Linked DNA regions of Homo sapiens: region 1 is linked to region 2. A link is an interaction called in ENCODE POLR2A ChIA-PET data of the cell type or tissue named here. Cell type or tissue: MCF 10A. All regions are shown on one strand.

What was found. Peaks named below come from ENCODE experiments on the same cell type or tissue, not always from the same donor. Only the 100,000 strongest peaks of a DNase experiment are listed, where the experiment ranks them.
Region 1: POLR2A ChIA-PET joins it to region 2 with 10 read pairs; 2 of 35 experiments call an interaction of 5 or more read pairs at or near these places.

The regions. Positions count from the first base shown.
Region 1 is chr17:79,335,765-79,343,764 of GRCh38, reverse strand. All of the region lies in intron 2 of RBFOX3 (RNA binding fox-1 homolog 3), which reads left to right. Among named protein-coding and RNA genes, the nearest start is that of ENGASE, 260 kb to the right of the region's middle. RefSeq lists an enhancer at 2,853-2,902. In MCF 10A, no CTCF peak of the experiment used is centred here; no DNase peak of the experiment used is centred here.
Region 2 is chr17:79,224,003-79,232,002 of GRCh38, reverse strand. The region is part of intron 4 of RBFOX3 (RNA binding fox-1 homolog 3); the gene reads left to right. Among named protein-coding and RNA genes, the nearest start is that of ENGASE, 150 kb to the right of the region's middle. RefSeq lists enhancers at 3,609-4,380, 7,846-8,000. In MCF 10A, no CTCF peak of the experiment used is centred here; DNase peaks (open chromatin) are centred at 3,162 and 3,652.

The sequences.
Region 1 (8,000 bases), 110 kb before region 2:
GATGAAGGAAGATGAATGATGGCACCCTTTTCTTCACTGCCTGGCTGACAGTACATACCCCACAAATGGTAGCCTCTGTTACTAGGGGTCAGTGTGCAGCCATCCCAGGTGACACCTGATCCACGGGAGAATCCAAGAAGGGAAGCTGATGCCCTTGGTCTGGTGGTGGTGTTGCTCAAGAAGCTAAATGACATTTTCTTCCTCCAGTGTTTTTGGGTTTTTTTGTTTGTTTGTTTGTTTTTTCTTTTGAGACCGAGTCTCACTCTGTCTCCCAGGCTGGAGTGCAGTGGTGCAATCTCGGCTCACTGCAACCTCGATCTCCCAAATTCAAGCAATTCTCATGCCTCAGCTTCCCGAGTAGCTGGGACTACAGGTGTGCACCACCACACCTGGCTAATTTTTGTATTTTTAGCAGAGATGGGGTTTCATCACGTTGGTCTCAAACTCCTGACCTCAGGTGATCCACCCTCCTAGGCCTCCCAAAGTGCTGGGATTACAGGTGTGAGTTACCTCGCCTGGCCCTTCCTCCAGTTTTAAAAAAGCCACTGAGCTTATGAGCTATTAGTAAGGATGAACACAGTCCAGGTATCACTTAATGAAGAGATCGTCATGTACTAAGCCATCTAAAGGACAAGTCACAGTGAATCACCAGCAGCTGGCTGGATTGTTATTGATTGGGGTTTTCTTAATCCTTTTGATTTCTGGGGAGAAAGAAAGAAAAACTCAACACTCTTCAATCTGAAATATAGCATTACCAGGTTTCTCTCTCTCTCTCTCTCTCTCTCGCTCTTTCTCTTTCTCTTTCTCTCTCCCCCCACTGTGTTCTCTTTCTCTTGTTTAACAAAACTTGAAAAGTCATGTAAAGTAATCCACATTTTAAGTGCATGAGAATAACTGAGAAATACTGTGACAAGCCCCGTTGTAAAGTGAGTCTCTTCACCCTAGTTTTCCTTAAGTGCAGATTTTCTTATTGAGAGCTTTGCTTAAAGCCACATTTCGCCTGTTTTGTTTTTAATTTATTGGGATTTTCCCCCATTATTCTCATTAGGATTTTAGGACCCACACTCCTGTGCCCTCTGCCTTTCCGCACAAAGCCCCATCAACCTCTCCAGCAGTTCCTCCAGGTCATCCTTCGACTCTGACCTGCACGGCTAAAGCACTTCGCTCACTGGCTGTGAACACCCAGGTTGAGCCGCTAGGCTTTGCAGGGAGGGGATTCATTGCAGGCTTTGGGATCCCATGGCTCTCCTGTAGCCCAGGACTTAGGTTCTGGAGGCCCGAGGTGCTCACCTCACTTCTCCTGCTTAACATATTGCCTTTCTCAGCAAGTGAAGGCTCCAGCATTTAATCAGACGAGAGAGAGAGACTTCGACTCTGACCAACATCCACCAGCCAAAAGGAGAAAAAAACAACAAATGCCCAACAAAATACAAATAAATTTCTCTAAAAGTGCAGTTGTTGGGAAAAAGAAAAGGCGGTTTGTCAGGCTGACATCAGAGTAGCCGCAGTCACCCTGACAAGCCGCAAAGTCTAATGTTTTATTCACCAGGCCTGAAAAATAACTTCCCAACAAGGGCCCCATAAATAAACCAGTGTGATGAATATTACACGAAATAAAAACTGATAAAGCAAAGGCCCTAAACACGAGCTGCACCACGAGGTGAGGGAAGCACATGGCTTTTATCGCCTCTAATGCCAGGTGACAGGTTGGGCCAGGCTGCCCCCAGCTCACAGGGAGGCTGGGAGGGGGCCGGGGAGGGGGCCAGCCATGGAGGACACCCTCTTGCCCCAGCCTTGGGGGCCAAAGCCAAAATTTTCCAAATGAATTCCACTTTTCATCTCTTTTCACATTAGCGCATCACCTGCATTCACGGATAGAGTTATTTCCATCTATTAGGAGCCACCGGCTGCAAATTGTTTTTCCCTTAGCCCTGGCTTGGGGGTTTGCAGGGGCACATGGTTTATGAGAGCAGACAGGCTCGCCACTCCTCTTTCTGTTAAGATGGTTATGCAGGGAGCCTGGAGCTCAGAACTCAGAAAGGGAGCAAGGGAGACGCTCCCTGGCTCTGTCCCCCATGCACACACCAAGGGGCAGTGACTGCTTCTCCAGGTAGAGAAATGGACCCTAAGGCTTTCCAAGGTGCCAACAAGGAGCCTCCATGTGCACAGCCCATGTGGCGTGTAGGACAGCCGTGCCCCAGCCCCAGCCATGCTGCCTAGCCTCAGCTCCCCTGGCTTCCAACACCCGCCACTGTGCTGTAATTGCCGGACCCCCAGCAACAGCCTCCCACGAACTCAATTAGTTACGCACGAAGAGGGCACAACTTGGTGATAGGTATATGAATAATGGGAAGTTGTAAACAAGGTATGAAGCTGTATAGTATGAGGAAGTAAAAAAGGAGGCTGCAAAAAAGTGGGCTGTGGCATATGAATTGGACATTTCTGTGCATGCATACACACATGAGACATGAACACATGCCTACATTTCTGTGTGCACACCTGTGCACACACATGTACACACACACCTGTGTACCCCTGCCTGCATTCCTGTGTGCATGACTCTCTGCACACACCCACGCCTACAGGTGTGCATGACTGTGTACACACTGTGCATACGTGCATGTCTGCCTTCCCGTGTGCATGTCTGTGCACTCACATGACTGCACACACACCCGCAAACACTCAGAGGTATTTGAATCTTTTCTTCAGATGACTGTTTTGGGGAACCAACTGCTGAGCCCAGAGGCTGTCATTATGTTTGTTTGAGTCCAGAGCTTGACTTGCAGGTGTAACTGTTTCTCCATTGCTTAGACACAGAACTGAAACTCAATGCTTCTCCATTCTGAAAGGTTTTCAAACAGGAAGGGGTGGTGTTTGGGGGCATTTTTTCTGATTCAAGTACCACAGTTGTTTATAAATACACCCTTTCCCAGCCCTCTCCGGCATGCTGACTCTGAGGAATTTGCTTTCATGGTTAGCAATGGAATCCAGATGTTCATTACAGATGTTTTCATCTTTTTTCTTTTCCTTACTTTTTTTTTTCATTCATCGGATGAAGTCAGGCTGTCATGAAAAACTGCAAGTGCTTGCGTCTCCAGGTTTCTGAGTGCCAGACCCGTGTCATGAAACAGGCAATAATTACATGCTCATCAAGCATGTGGGTTGCCTTTAATCACCCCCAAATCATGTCGCTTTTCAGACACACCAGGATGTGCAGTGAAGTCACTCTGCCCCATGCAGCTGGGGAGGTGTGGAGGGGAACACACTCCATCTTTACACAGAACTCTGAAAATCACAGGGCGGCTCAGGCTGTAAGCCCAGGAACCCTGCCCCATGGGGAAGAACGAATAGAAGCTTTCACTTCTGGGAGGTGGGGCTTGCGGAAGGCAGCTGCTGGCAGCCTGGCTCCCAACATAGATTCTATCATGCTCAGAGAGTTTTGTTTTTGTTTTTTGTTTTTTTTTTTGAGATGGAGTCTCACTCTATTGCCCAGGCTGGAGTGCAATGGTGTGATCTCGGCTCACTGCAACCTCCACCTCCCGGGTTCAAGCAATCCTCCTGCCTCAGCCTCCCAAGTAGCTGGGATTACAGGCGTGCACCACCACACCTGGCTAATTTTTGTATTTTTAGTAGGGACAGGGTTTCACCATGTTCGTCAGGCTGGTCTCGAACTCCTGGCCTCAGGTGATCTGCCCGCCTTGGCCTCCCAAAGTGCTGGGATTACAGGTGTGAGCCGCCGTGCCCGGCCCATGCTCAGAAGTTTAACATCAGTAGGGTACAGGACTCTGAAAGACAGAGGGAGAACAGGGGGCATCAGCAGGACTCTGCTTCTCTGCTAGCTGTTTGTCCTGGTCACCAGTTACTGCTGCATTTCAGCAAGGGCTGGAGTCGTAGAATGTAGGTGCTAGAAAGGAACTGCACACCTGTTCAATCCAGTCCTGTTTTATGCCAAAAAAAATTCTGAATCAAATAGGAGAAGGGACTTGAGTGACTTGTCTAAGGTTAGGACCAAAATGAGGACCCAGACCCCAACTTCCAGGCCAACAGTTGCTGTGCCAGCCCGAGTTATCGTCTCCCAGCACAGCTCTTCTCTCAGCAGGGCCTCCAGACCGGCAGGCTCAGAACCTTCTTGAAACTTGTTTAAAAGCAAATTAGCAGACCCCATTCCACACATACTGAATCAGAAACTCTGGGAATGGGGCCCAGCAGTCTGTGTTTTAAGGAACCACTTCCTCCTTCCCTCCCACCAGCTCCAATAAGGAACCCACCCAGCTCCAGTGAGAATCTGTCTTTCTACTGAGCTCGTGGGTGAGGCTGGTGTTGCACTGTGCCTTTTCTTGAGGTAGGCGATGGGTAATTCTCACTTTGAGAACAATGGTTTTCCAAGCTTCAGCGCGACTAAGAATCAATGCTGGACACAGTGGCTCATGCCTGTAACCCCAGCGCTTTGGGAGGCCGAGACAAGAGGATCACTCGAGCTCAGGACTTCAAGATCAGCCTGGGCAACACAGCAAAACCCTGTCTCTACAAACAAATTTAAAAATTATCCGAGTGTGGTGGTGCATGCCTGTAGTCCCAGCCACTCAGGAGGCTGAGGCGGGAGGATTGCTTGAGCCTGGAAGATCGAGGTGGCAGTGAGGTATGATTGCATCACTGTACTCTAGCCTGGGCAACAGAGTGAGACTGTCTAAAAAAAAAAAAGAAAAGAAAAGAAAGCAATCACCTGCACAACTTGGTAAATAGATTTTCTATTCCCCAGAATTCAGAATTCAGAATTCAGCAGCCCTAAATCTGAATTTTTATAGAACCGCCTCCTTCCCTCTCACTAGTGGGTTTGATGCAAATGTTCTGATCACACAGCCAAACACAAACAATAGCCTAAGGATTATGGGAAGGAAGAGTAGAAACAGGGCCAAGCAAGTTTGAGCTAGCTCTTTATTTGTCTCCAGGGCTAACAAGGAAAAGCAACAGTCATCAGAAAGGCATCCTCTGGAACACACAGCTGACTGCATCTCACGCCTCTCCTCCCTCTGTGGTTGTTGAAGCACTTGGGGACATGTGTAGCAATGCGAGTTCCAAAAAGGACAGGGAATGGTAAACTCACAGATTCTACTCCTGGGGGATGTATGTCGACCCCTTAAGTGAGTATAGTTTGCTGAAAACCAATGCAGATGACAGGAAGTCTTTAATAAATAAGTTCTCAGGCTAATAGCAGCGGTGCGGTGCCTCAGGGAGTTGAATTATGGGGGATCCAAACCCAATTCTGGAAAAGCTGTTTCACAGGGACTCTTCCCATCTCACCAGCATCACCCTGAAATTCCATGGAAAGACAGAAATTTCACAAACTACAGTCATAGAAGGGTTGCAATACTCTCCCTGTCTGCTGATATTCTCGGCTCAGGGCAGCACCACGGAGAGCTACACAAACCACAGCCCCAGTCTGTGTTCCCACCATTGCAGGTGACAATTGGAAGGATCAAAAAGAAACCCCAGTTCCTTCCAGCCCGTTAAAAAATATCTGGAGAAGGCCAGGCGCGGTGGCTCATGCCTGTAACCCCAGCACTTTGGGAGGCTAAGGTGGGTGGATCACCTGAGGTCTGGAGTTTGAGACCAGCCTGACCAACATGGTGAAACCCCGTCTCTATTAAAATTACAAAAATTATCCGGGCATGGTGGCAGGTGCCTGTAATCCTAGCTACTCGGGAGGCTGAGACAGGAGACTCACTTGAGCCCAGGAGGCAGAGGTTGCAGTGAGCCGAGATCGCGCCACTGCGCTCCAACCTGGGTGACACTGTGAGACTCTGTCTAAAAAAAAAAAAAAAATCTGGAGAAGTATGCCAGCAAACACATGAAACAGAAGCAAAAATTTAAGAAAAAGAGACACATGCCTGCCACTTCTCTTTCAGAGGTAGGCTATAAGAACTCTGTGTGTGTGTATGTGACATATATATAGTAAACTCAACTGTATTTTCTTTTCTTTTTCTTTTTTGAGACTGGGTCTTGCTCTGTTGCCCAGGCTGTAGTCCAGTGGCACAGTCTCACCTCACTGCAACCTCTGCCTCACGGGTTCAGCTGGTCTTTCTGCCTCAGCCTCCCAAGGAGCTGGGACTACAGGTGTGTGCCACGAGACCTGGCTAATTTTTGTATTTTTAGTAGAGATTAGGTTTCACCATCTTGGGCAGGCTGGTCTCGAACTCCTAACTTCAAGTGATCTGCTCGCCTCGGCCTCCCAAAGTGTTGGGATTACAGGCGTGAGCCACCGTGCCCGGCGCAACTGCATTTTCTTGATCCGATTTGTGAATGGGCTCTTCTTGTACACGCATGTGCCCACGGGGACCTGAGGCATGCATGTCAGTGCAAACACACGAGAGTGCATTTGTGCCCGGATGCAGCTGTGCTGTGCGTGGGCTTTGAGAGATGGTTCTGGAAATAGCAGTGGTGCCAGAGATGCCAAGGAGAAGTTTGTTAGGATGTGTGGCTCCATCCCACCTGGGATTAATTTTTTTTTTGTCAGGTAAGCACAATGTTTCCTTTGAAAAGTCCTAGCCTGGAGTCTGATCCTAGGAGGAGCCAAGATGACGTGGTCCTTTCCCGTGGTGTGAGAGTCAGGACTATCGAAATAAGAGCACTCACCTTTTTTATTTTTTGAGATGGAGTCTCTCTCTGTTGCCCAGGCTGGAGTGCAGTGGTAAAATCTCCTCTCACTGCAACCTCTGCTCCAGGTTCAAGCGATTCTTCTGCCTCAGCTTCCCAAGTAGCTGGGATTACAGGCGTGCACTACCATGCCCAGCTAATTTTTGTATTATTAGTAGAGACAGGGTTTCACCATGTTCGCCAGGGTTGTCTCAAACTCCTGGCCTCAGGTGATCCACCCGCCTCTGCCTCCCGAAGTGCTGGGATTACAGGCGTGAGCCACCTCACCCGGCCCACTTCACTTTTTATTGTGCCTTTTTAATTGCCTCCTGAAGGCCATCAGCCACCAGTAAAAGCCCCAAAGCTCTGGAAGATTCTCTGTTGGTATTCACTATGTGCACCTCCTGGTTCAGAGCCACCCCCCTGTTGTGATCCCCCTGAATGAGCTGCCCTTGGTTGAGCCAGGGCTGGGATCGGGCCTGAGGACAGCACCGTCTTTACTGAAGGTCCAGTGTGGAGGAGAGAGGACGAGGCCAGGGACCTCACCTGTGGGTCTCACTGATTTCTGCCCTTGTGAGTCCAGACAGCTGAATGTGACCCAACCCTTTGCACAGTTCTGTCTCCATGCGCTGCTGGACAGGGGACTTCAGCTTTTCAGAAGCTCGGTTGCCCCACCTGGAACAGTGGGATTTATTTTTTTTTTCAATTTATTTTATTTATTTATTTATTTATTTATTTATTTTTTGAGATGAAATCTCACTCTGTCGCCCAGGCTGGAATGCAGTGGTGCGATCTTGGCTCACTGCAACCTCTGCCTCCTGAGTTCAAGTGATTCTCCTGCCTCAGCCTCCTGAGTAGCTGGGAGTACAGACGTATACCACCATGCCCGGCTAAGTTTTGTATTTTTAGTAGAGATGGGTTTTCGTCATGTTGGCCAGGCTGGTCTCGAACTCCTGACCTCAGGTGATCCACTCACCTTGGCCTCTCAAAGTGCTGGGATTACAGGCGAGAGCCACTGCTCCCGGCCAGAACAGTGGGATTTAAAAGAACGGGTGTGATGGGGTGAAATGAAGGAATGTGTGTGAAGCTATCTGGAGTCCATGGCAAACAGCACAGAGGGAGGGCGGTGTCTACGAAGCGGCGCAGGCAGACCGGCAGGTGTGAGAAACAGCGAGTTTTCTTTTCTGTAGAAACCCATTGAATAGGATAAGGATGACAACTAGGGTAGCATTTCTGGAAAGTTCCAATATTGAACAGGAAAAGCTAAGATGGCTGCAGGCTACGTGGAGTGCAGGGGCAGGTGAGATTGCCTGAGTGTGCGGTGCCAGGGAAGGCTTTGGGGATCTGAGATGTGGAGGACGAGAGGA
Region 2 (8,000 bases):
AAGAGGTGTCTTCCGCCCTGATTGTAAGTTTCTTGAGGCCTCCCCGGCCATGTGGAACTGTGAGTCAACTAAACCTCTTTCCTTTATAAATTACTCAGTCTTGGGTATTTCTTCATAGCAGCATGAGAATGGACTAATACAGCGATCAGTGACATCTTAACAATACTGGGCCTTCTGACTCATAAACAAGGTATTTCTCTCCATTTATTTAGAATTTCTTTAATTTCATCAATGGTTTATGGTTTTCTGTGTATGGATATTGAACATCTTTTCTTAGATTTATGCCAATGTCATTCATATTTTAATGCTTCTTAAAATGGTATTTTTCTTTCAATTTCTGATTGATTGTTGCTAGCGTATAGAAATAAAATAGATTTTTTGTACATTGATTTTGTGTCCTGCAGCCTTGCTAAATCTATTTACTAGTTCTAGTAGATTTTGTGTCAATTCCGTCAGATTTTCTATATAAATGATTATGTTAACAAAGGCAGTTTTCTTCTACAATAAATACAGCCCTGATATGCCCAGGGCTGTATTTATCCTAGGTGTGATTGTTCTTGCTACTAAGGCAGGGCTCTGCATGCTCTACCCAGTGCCCCATGAACAGTAAAAAGTTCCTGTTCCAATCTGACTAGTGAGGACTGAGCTACTCTGGCCCTGTGAGGGTGCCCAGTGCTGTGTCCTTCATCCCTCCAGGGGGTTCTCGCCTCAACCTTGGGTGGTTTTCTCCAAAGCTTGTGCTGATCAGTACTCAGCTGAGTACTCAGTGGGACCCTCTTAGTATCTGTAGAGCTCTTTCTCTGTCCAGCTGTCTTCTCCCCATTGCTCTGTCTTATAACTCCAGCCACCTTGGCTCCCCACCTCTCAGCTCTGTCTCCTCAACTCAGGGAGTACACCAGGCTTGACCTGGGGTCACTGCACCATGGCCTGAAAACTTCCTCAAGACAGTCAGCTGGGACGACTGTGCAGCTCCTCTATGACCAGCACTGGGGGATCACTGCCCTTCACTGTATCTCGTCCAGTGTCTTGAAAACTAGTCTTCAGCTTGTTGTTATTGTTCTCGGAGGCAGGCACATCAGTCCCCATTTCTCCATCTTGACCAGAAGCAGAACTGTTTTCTTCTTTACACCGGATCTGTCTCTGCAGTAACTGCCCGGCTGCTGGAACAAACCCAGGCACATACACAGGCTGGGCCTGGCCCTTGTCCCCAGTCCCCTGCAGGGTGGAAGGAGACGAGCTACAGGGCTGTCAGAAGCACTCGTGAGCCTGGGACACACAGTCCTAGTGTAGAGACAGGCACCTTTGCTTCCCATGCCTTGAGAACAGCCTCCTCTCCTCAATGATGAGGGCTCTGCAGGAGCCGGAACTTAGCTCTGGAAAGGCTTAGCAAGACTGCTTCACAGCGTTTCTTCTCAGGAACATTTTGATTGTAAAGAATAAGGAGAGCCGGGTGCCGTGGCTCACCCCTGTAATCCCAGCACTTTGGGAGGCCGAGGCGGGCGGATCACGAGGTCAGCAGATCGAGACCAGCCTGGCCAACATGGTGAAACCCCATCTCTACTAAAAATACAAAAAATTAGCCGGGTATGGTGGCGGGTGACTGTAGTCCCAGCTACTCTGGAGGCTGAAGCAGGAGAATCGCTTGAACCCAGGAGGCAGAGGTAGCAGTGAGCCAAGATCGTACCACTGCACTCCAGCCTGGGTGACAAAGCAAGACTCCATCTCAAAAAAATAAATAAATAAATATGGAGAGAAAGTGAGAGAAAAACAATGCCTCCAAGCCTCTCAAAGACTGGGTGGTGAGGAACATGAGAAAACTGGGGAGAAGGGAACCTAGAGGCCGACGGCAACCCAACCAGCCTCATCATCACTGCGTGTCACTGTGCCTCTGGGCGGCACCCCCCTTGCCCCCAGTGAGAATAGCTGAGGAGGACCCATGAGAAGCTGAGCCTGTTTGGTCTTCCAAATCATGGTCCCTGCACCTGCCTCAGCTGAGTCGGACATACCCAATCCTTTATCTGGGCACAGCATCTCCAGCTGATTAGGAGCTTGGACACAGGTCATCACAAGTGAAACCTGCCGTCCCATGTCATCCGTACAACAGGCCTGTTCAAAAGGCAGGAATGGTGTCCCTATTCTACAGATGAGGAAACTGAGGCTTAGGATGGGTCGATTATTCACCCAGGCCCACGTTGGAAGTGGCCAAGGCAAGACCACAGTCCTGGTTGTTCAGGCTACTTTTCACACTGAGAATTTCCCTGGAGAAGTCAAGCCTCCCTGTAGGAGACTGTGGATTTCACGGGTTTGGATTTCTGAGCCCATTCCCATCCCCACCTCCTCATGCCACCCCAAAGGAGCTCTCTGACCAGTGGGAGATGCAGAGGACTCCACCCTTCCTGGCCCACTTGAGCTCTCCTGTCTTTTTTTTTTTTTTTTTTTTTTTTGAGATGGAGTCTTGCTCTGTCACCCAGGTTGGAGTGTAGTGGCACCATCTCAGCTCACTGTAACCTCTGCCTCCCAGGTTCAAGCAATTATCCTGCTTCAGCCTCTTGAGTAGCTGGGATTGCAGATGTGCACCACCACACTTGGCTAATTTTTTTGTATTTTTAGTAGAGATGGTGTTTCACCATGTTGGTCAGGCTGGTGTCAAACTCCTGACCTCAAGTGATCTGCCCTCCTCGGCCTCCCAAAGTGCTGGGATTACAGATGTGAGCCACCACGCCCAGCCCTGTCCCTTTTTTTTTTTTTTTTTTTTTTTTTTTTTTTTTTTTTGACAGAGTCTCATTCACACTGTCACCCAGGCTGGAGTGCGATGGCACAGTCTCGGCTCACTGCAACCTCTGCCTACCGTGCTCAAGCCATTCTCCTGCCTCAGCCTCCCAAGTAGCTGGGATTACAGGCGTATGCCACCACGCCTGGCTACTTTTTTTGTATTTTTAGTAGAGATGGGATTTCACCATATTGGCCAGCTGGTCTTGAACTCCTGACCTCAAGTGATCCGCCCATCTCGGCCTCCCAAAGTGCTGGGATTACAGGCATGAGCCACTGCGCCCGGCCCTCTCCTGTCCTTTGAGAGAACATTTCCAATATCAGAGTTGCCAGCTGCCTAGCTTCATGGAACTGCAAGGCTCCTGCCTCACCAGAGTGTTTTGTAATGAGTCAGGTGGCAGGAGCGCTTGGTATGCGCACACGTGTTTGGACTAGCGCATCAGTTAGGCTACTGTGATGGGGGAAATAAAGAGCAATGCCCCAGAATGTTGACCACAAAGGGTTAACCCAAACTCACGGCTATTTCTGACTCTGAGAAGGCCAAAGCTGCTTTGCTCCACGTCAGGGATGCAGCCTGGGCACTGCTTGTTGGCAAATCAGCTCCCAAACGCTCAAGTTCTGCATCACGGAACCTGAAGAGGGTCCCTGGTGCCTCCCTTGGCTTTCTGGATGTATCCAGTTGGGTGGTTTTGTGCTACCCATGAAAGAAGCAGGACATTAAACATTTGAGATGGGATCGGAGGACAATGGAAAGAAATCTGTGAGTGTGTGTGTGTTTGTGTGGAAGTATGAAAACCCCAAGTCTGTGTTTTCCCCAGAGTATTAATTACAGCTGGAGAGGAGGCTTGTCCGGGCGTGTTCCGCTTGGGCAGAGTAATTTCTCCCTGGTTTTCAGGGAGCGGGAGGCGTCACGGTGCAGAGAGCAGGACACACACCTCTCTCTCAGGCTTCATGGCCACCCCGCCCGCTCCGGAGCGGACAGCTTTGCCAAGGCACAGGCCGGAGGGAACACGGAGAGCCCACGGATAGCGCCAGGGAGGAGAGGCGAGATAGTGAGGTCTTGACACAATCCCACTTAAGACAGAACAGGTGACGAGAGAGACCTGTAAGCAGCTTAGAAGGAGGAGCAGGCCAGGCTCCGTCCTACGGAGGAAGGGCAGGGAAGACATGCGTCCCTGGCCAGCCTGGCTGCCCACACCTGGGTCCTTCTGACCCTGCAGGCCTTACATTGACGCTGACCGCAGGGCCCCTTGTCTCTCCAGAGGATTCGTAGGGGGAGGTCCACAAAGAAGGTGGGTTTTATCGCTGTTGGTGGCTAAAAAGCTGCAGTACCTATCTGCTCCCCACTAAGCAAAGTGGAGGTCCATGCAATGTGATGGCTACAATTCAGGACCTCGCTGGCCTTGGCATTACCAGCTCAGAAGGAAAAACCAACACAGAGGCCCCGAGCCTACCTTCCCCTGCCCCTGGATTTCTCCCACCCTCACCTGGACACTGAGGCCACCTGCCTGCATCCCTCAGGCTGGTCAGGGTCTTCCTGGGCACTTTGCTTTTTGCCTCTTGGCCATCACATGTGCTCCAGTTATAAGCCATGGAAGAGTGAGTAACCGCCGCCAGTCAGCCTCCCCACGCCGCCATCCCCCAGCCAGCCGGGAATGAGCGGGGCCCTGTGCTGAATCCTTCTCTATGGCAGAGTCCCCCACTGGCATCAGAGACCTGCTCATCTCCTGTGCAGTGAGCACAAATGACATGCTTGAGATGCAACAAGGAGCCAAACAAAGCCCCTGCCCTGGACGAGCTGATGCTCAAACAATACTCACCCCCTCTTAGGGGTGGGCTGGATTTCTGACATCCATGGGGACACCTCCATCTGGTCCATGGGATCAAAGGACACCAGCCCAGGAGGAAAAGGGGAAACCACTCCGAAACTGAGGCCCAACCTGCCTCTGTGGATGTTCTCTGGCTCGCTGCTTCGCTGGACCTCTCAGGACTTACTTTGTCCCTCCTCTGCTGGAATTCGCCTCTGGGGACTCAACACACAAAACTGGTGGTCTCGGCCAAAACCAGCAAGAAGTCTCCATGGCTCCTTTGCTGAGTGTCCAGCCTGCCAACTGGCTGGCGCTTGCAGATAAGTTAGAGGGAGAGGGAAGGAGGGAGGGAAGAGACACGGGAGTGAGAAAGGGGAGCAAGGCGGGGTTGGAGGCACCGCAGCCTTCTGCTGCTTCTGCAGATGCTCCGCGCAGGCCAGAGTGAGAGGTCCCTGCCCAGAATGCTTAGTGGGTTCCCCCAGGCCTGGCAGGTCCCAGAGCCTCCCGAGCAACTTGTCAGAGCTGGAGTCTGTCCTTATCCAGTCTCACGCTGGTGTAGAAATTTGCCAGCCTCACGCTCCCTCTTTCCTAACTCACATACCTGCAAATGCCCATGTCCCTTGATTAATGTGATATTTTTTATCCAATACCTGTGTGCCAGACCCTCCACCTTGGTGACTGCTAAACCCCCATAGTCACCCCAGGAAGGTAGATGTTGCCATCCCCACTCTACCAAAAAGGGAACAGAGGCTCAGAAAGGTTAAGTAATCTGCTCAAAGCTGCCCAGCAGGACAGTGGCTGGTCTGGAATTTGAGCTCAGGTCTGAGTTTTGCCACATCCCAGGCTCCTCCTGCTCCACAGGGTGATGCCCAGGACACACTGGGTGCAGTCACAGACCCCATGCGTTCTCTTGACCACGGTGGGAAGCATAGCAGGCAGGTGACTGCTCATCAGGCCAGGAAGCCATCCCCACCTCCCCGTGAATACCAACCATTACAAAATCCTCAGGCTGAGCAAAGATGGTCATGAGGTCCATCTTTAGACACCTGGCCCACTTCCTATCCAGGGAATGTGCTGTTGGGGTGACGCTAATACGGTTAAAGCCCAAGTTGGGCTGCACTCCTCCTCTGCTCCAAATCCTCCTGTGACTCCCACTTCTCTTGGAGAAAGGCCAAAGTCCTCACAATACCCTCCCATATAGGACCTCCTATGATCTGACCACTTCTCCCACTGCTGCCTGCCCACTCTCATTACTCCAGCCCATGGGCCACCTTGCTGGTTCCCCAAATAGCTAGACATATCCCATGATGTGGAATGCCCTTTGCCAGGGATATTCTTTTTGCTGGAATATTCTCCCCAGAAAGCCTCAGAGCCCCCTCTTTGGGCCTATCCAGATGGGCCTGAACATCACCTCATCAATTACACTTACTCTGACCACCTGGCTGAACACTGCAGCCCCCTCCTCTGCCCTCCCACACCCCCATCCTGCTTCCCCCACCACTGTCGCCCTTTGACATGCAAGACAATTTTCTAAATTATGTTTGTTGACTCTCCTCCCCAGTACGGGGTAAAGCCCAGGAGTGCAGGAAGGTTAACCTGTTTGGTTCAAAGCTGGGTCCCTGGTGTGGAATGGGCCCAGCCTGCAGTTGGCACCTCACACACATTTGTGGACTTGCTGCTGAGGCAGAAGGGACCCAGTACCCCCTCCGGCTCTGCCCAGCAGCCCCCTACCCAGCTGGGGTCTGTGGGTCCTCGAGGCATGGACACACGCTCCCCTTGGCTGTGAGGAGTTCCAGAGTCAATCCAGCAGCTGAGCACTTACAGAATTGATCCGGGGGCTGGGCACATGGCTCATGCCTTTAATCCCAGCACTTTGGGAGGCTGAGGTGGGCACATCACTTGAGGTCAGGAGTTTGAGACCAGCCTGGGCAACATGGTGAAATCCCGTCTCTACTAAAAATACTAAAATTAGCCAGGTGTGTTGGTGCATGCTTGTAATCCCAGCTATGCGGGAGGCTGAGACATGAGAATCGCTTGAACCCGGGAGGTGGAGGTTGCGGTGAGTCCAAATGGTGCCACTGCATTCCAGCCTGAGCAACAGAGTGAGACCCTGTCTAAAAAAAAAAAAAAAAAAGAATGGAGGGAGGGGACAGCAGTGCTGGGGAGGGGACTGGCCAGCGAGAGATGCCCAGGGAGGAAGCTTGAGATTGGGAGACAGCCGAACTTTCCAAAGAGGGAGAGAGGTTGACTGTGCAAGCCATGTGGGCTGTGTACGTGCTGGTCACCTTTCACTGAAGACTGGATGGTGGAAAGGCAGGGGCATGTTTTGCATAGGTGACGTGTGTGAATGGTCAAAGGGCACTGACTCCTGGGGTGTCTCTAATGGTGCGCCACAAGGCTGGGCTCTCAACCCTATGCTAGTCATGCCTTTCACCAGCAGTTTATGTAAACATTTAGTAGGCATGATGATCAAATTCTTATTCTTCTAAAGATGAGAGGAATAACTAATAGTTTTCCTGGTTAGCTGGCTAGCACCAGGGGTGAAATTCACTAAATGTAACAAGACTAAATGTAAAATCTTGCTCTGAGTTCCAAAAACACCAGTTGGATGAGTACAAGAGAAAGAAGACTCAGGGGCTGTCACTGATCACAAATTCAGTACAATTAGAGTGACCAGATGACACATCCTCCAAACTGCAGCCCTGTTAATAATTACAGTGTAAACCAATTGTGTCCCCAGGAAGCTGGAGGGACGATGACTCCAAAGCTAAGTGGCTGCCCTCCAAGCTGACTCTGTTTAGATGGCATGGGTAAGGTCCACTCTGGATCACCTCAGGGGATCCCTGGGCCGCAGGGCCACCTGGAATGTTAGTTTCACCCTGGAGTTCCCAGCTATGGGCCAGGGGATGTTTCGCAGCCAAGTGGACAAGACGGGGTAAAGACCCAAATGCACCCTAAAGGAAATGGCCCCAGGGACCAGCGCTGTGTGCCCAGAGGAGGAAAGAGCTGGTTGATCTGTCTTGGAAAGCTCAAGGGCTGGCCTGTGGAAGGGAAAGTCCACACAATGCCTGTGGCCTCAGATGGCGGAACTAAGATCAATGAGGAGAGTCTGGGGGAGATGGATTTCAGGCTGTCTGAAAGAAGAACTTCCTGACCATGACAGCTGGCAGCCATCGGGTGGGCTGCCTGGATTCCCTGTCCTTGGTCCTTGGAGGCATCTGCGGTGGGGAGGCTGCAGAGGAATTTCCTATGTCCTGGAAGGGGAGAGGCCAGGTGACTCCGGAGGCTCTTGGTGGCAGTTAATGCCTCAGTGACCACCATATGTTACTGTTTGGGAAAGAAGAATCTGCCCAGAGACTCTCAATCAGGACACACGCAGAGAACTGGCGAGGTGTGCAGGAGGCGGCATTCAAGCCTGCCTTC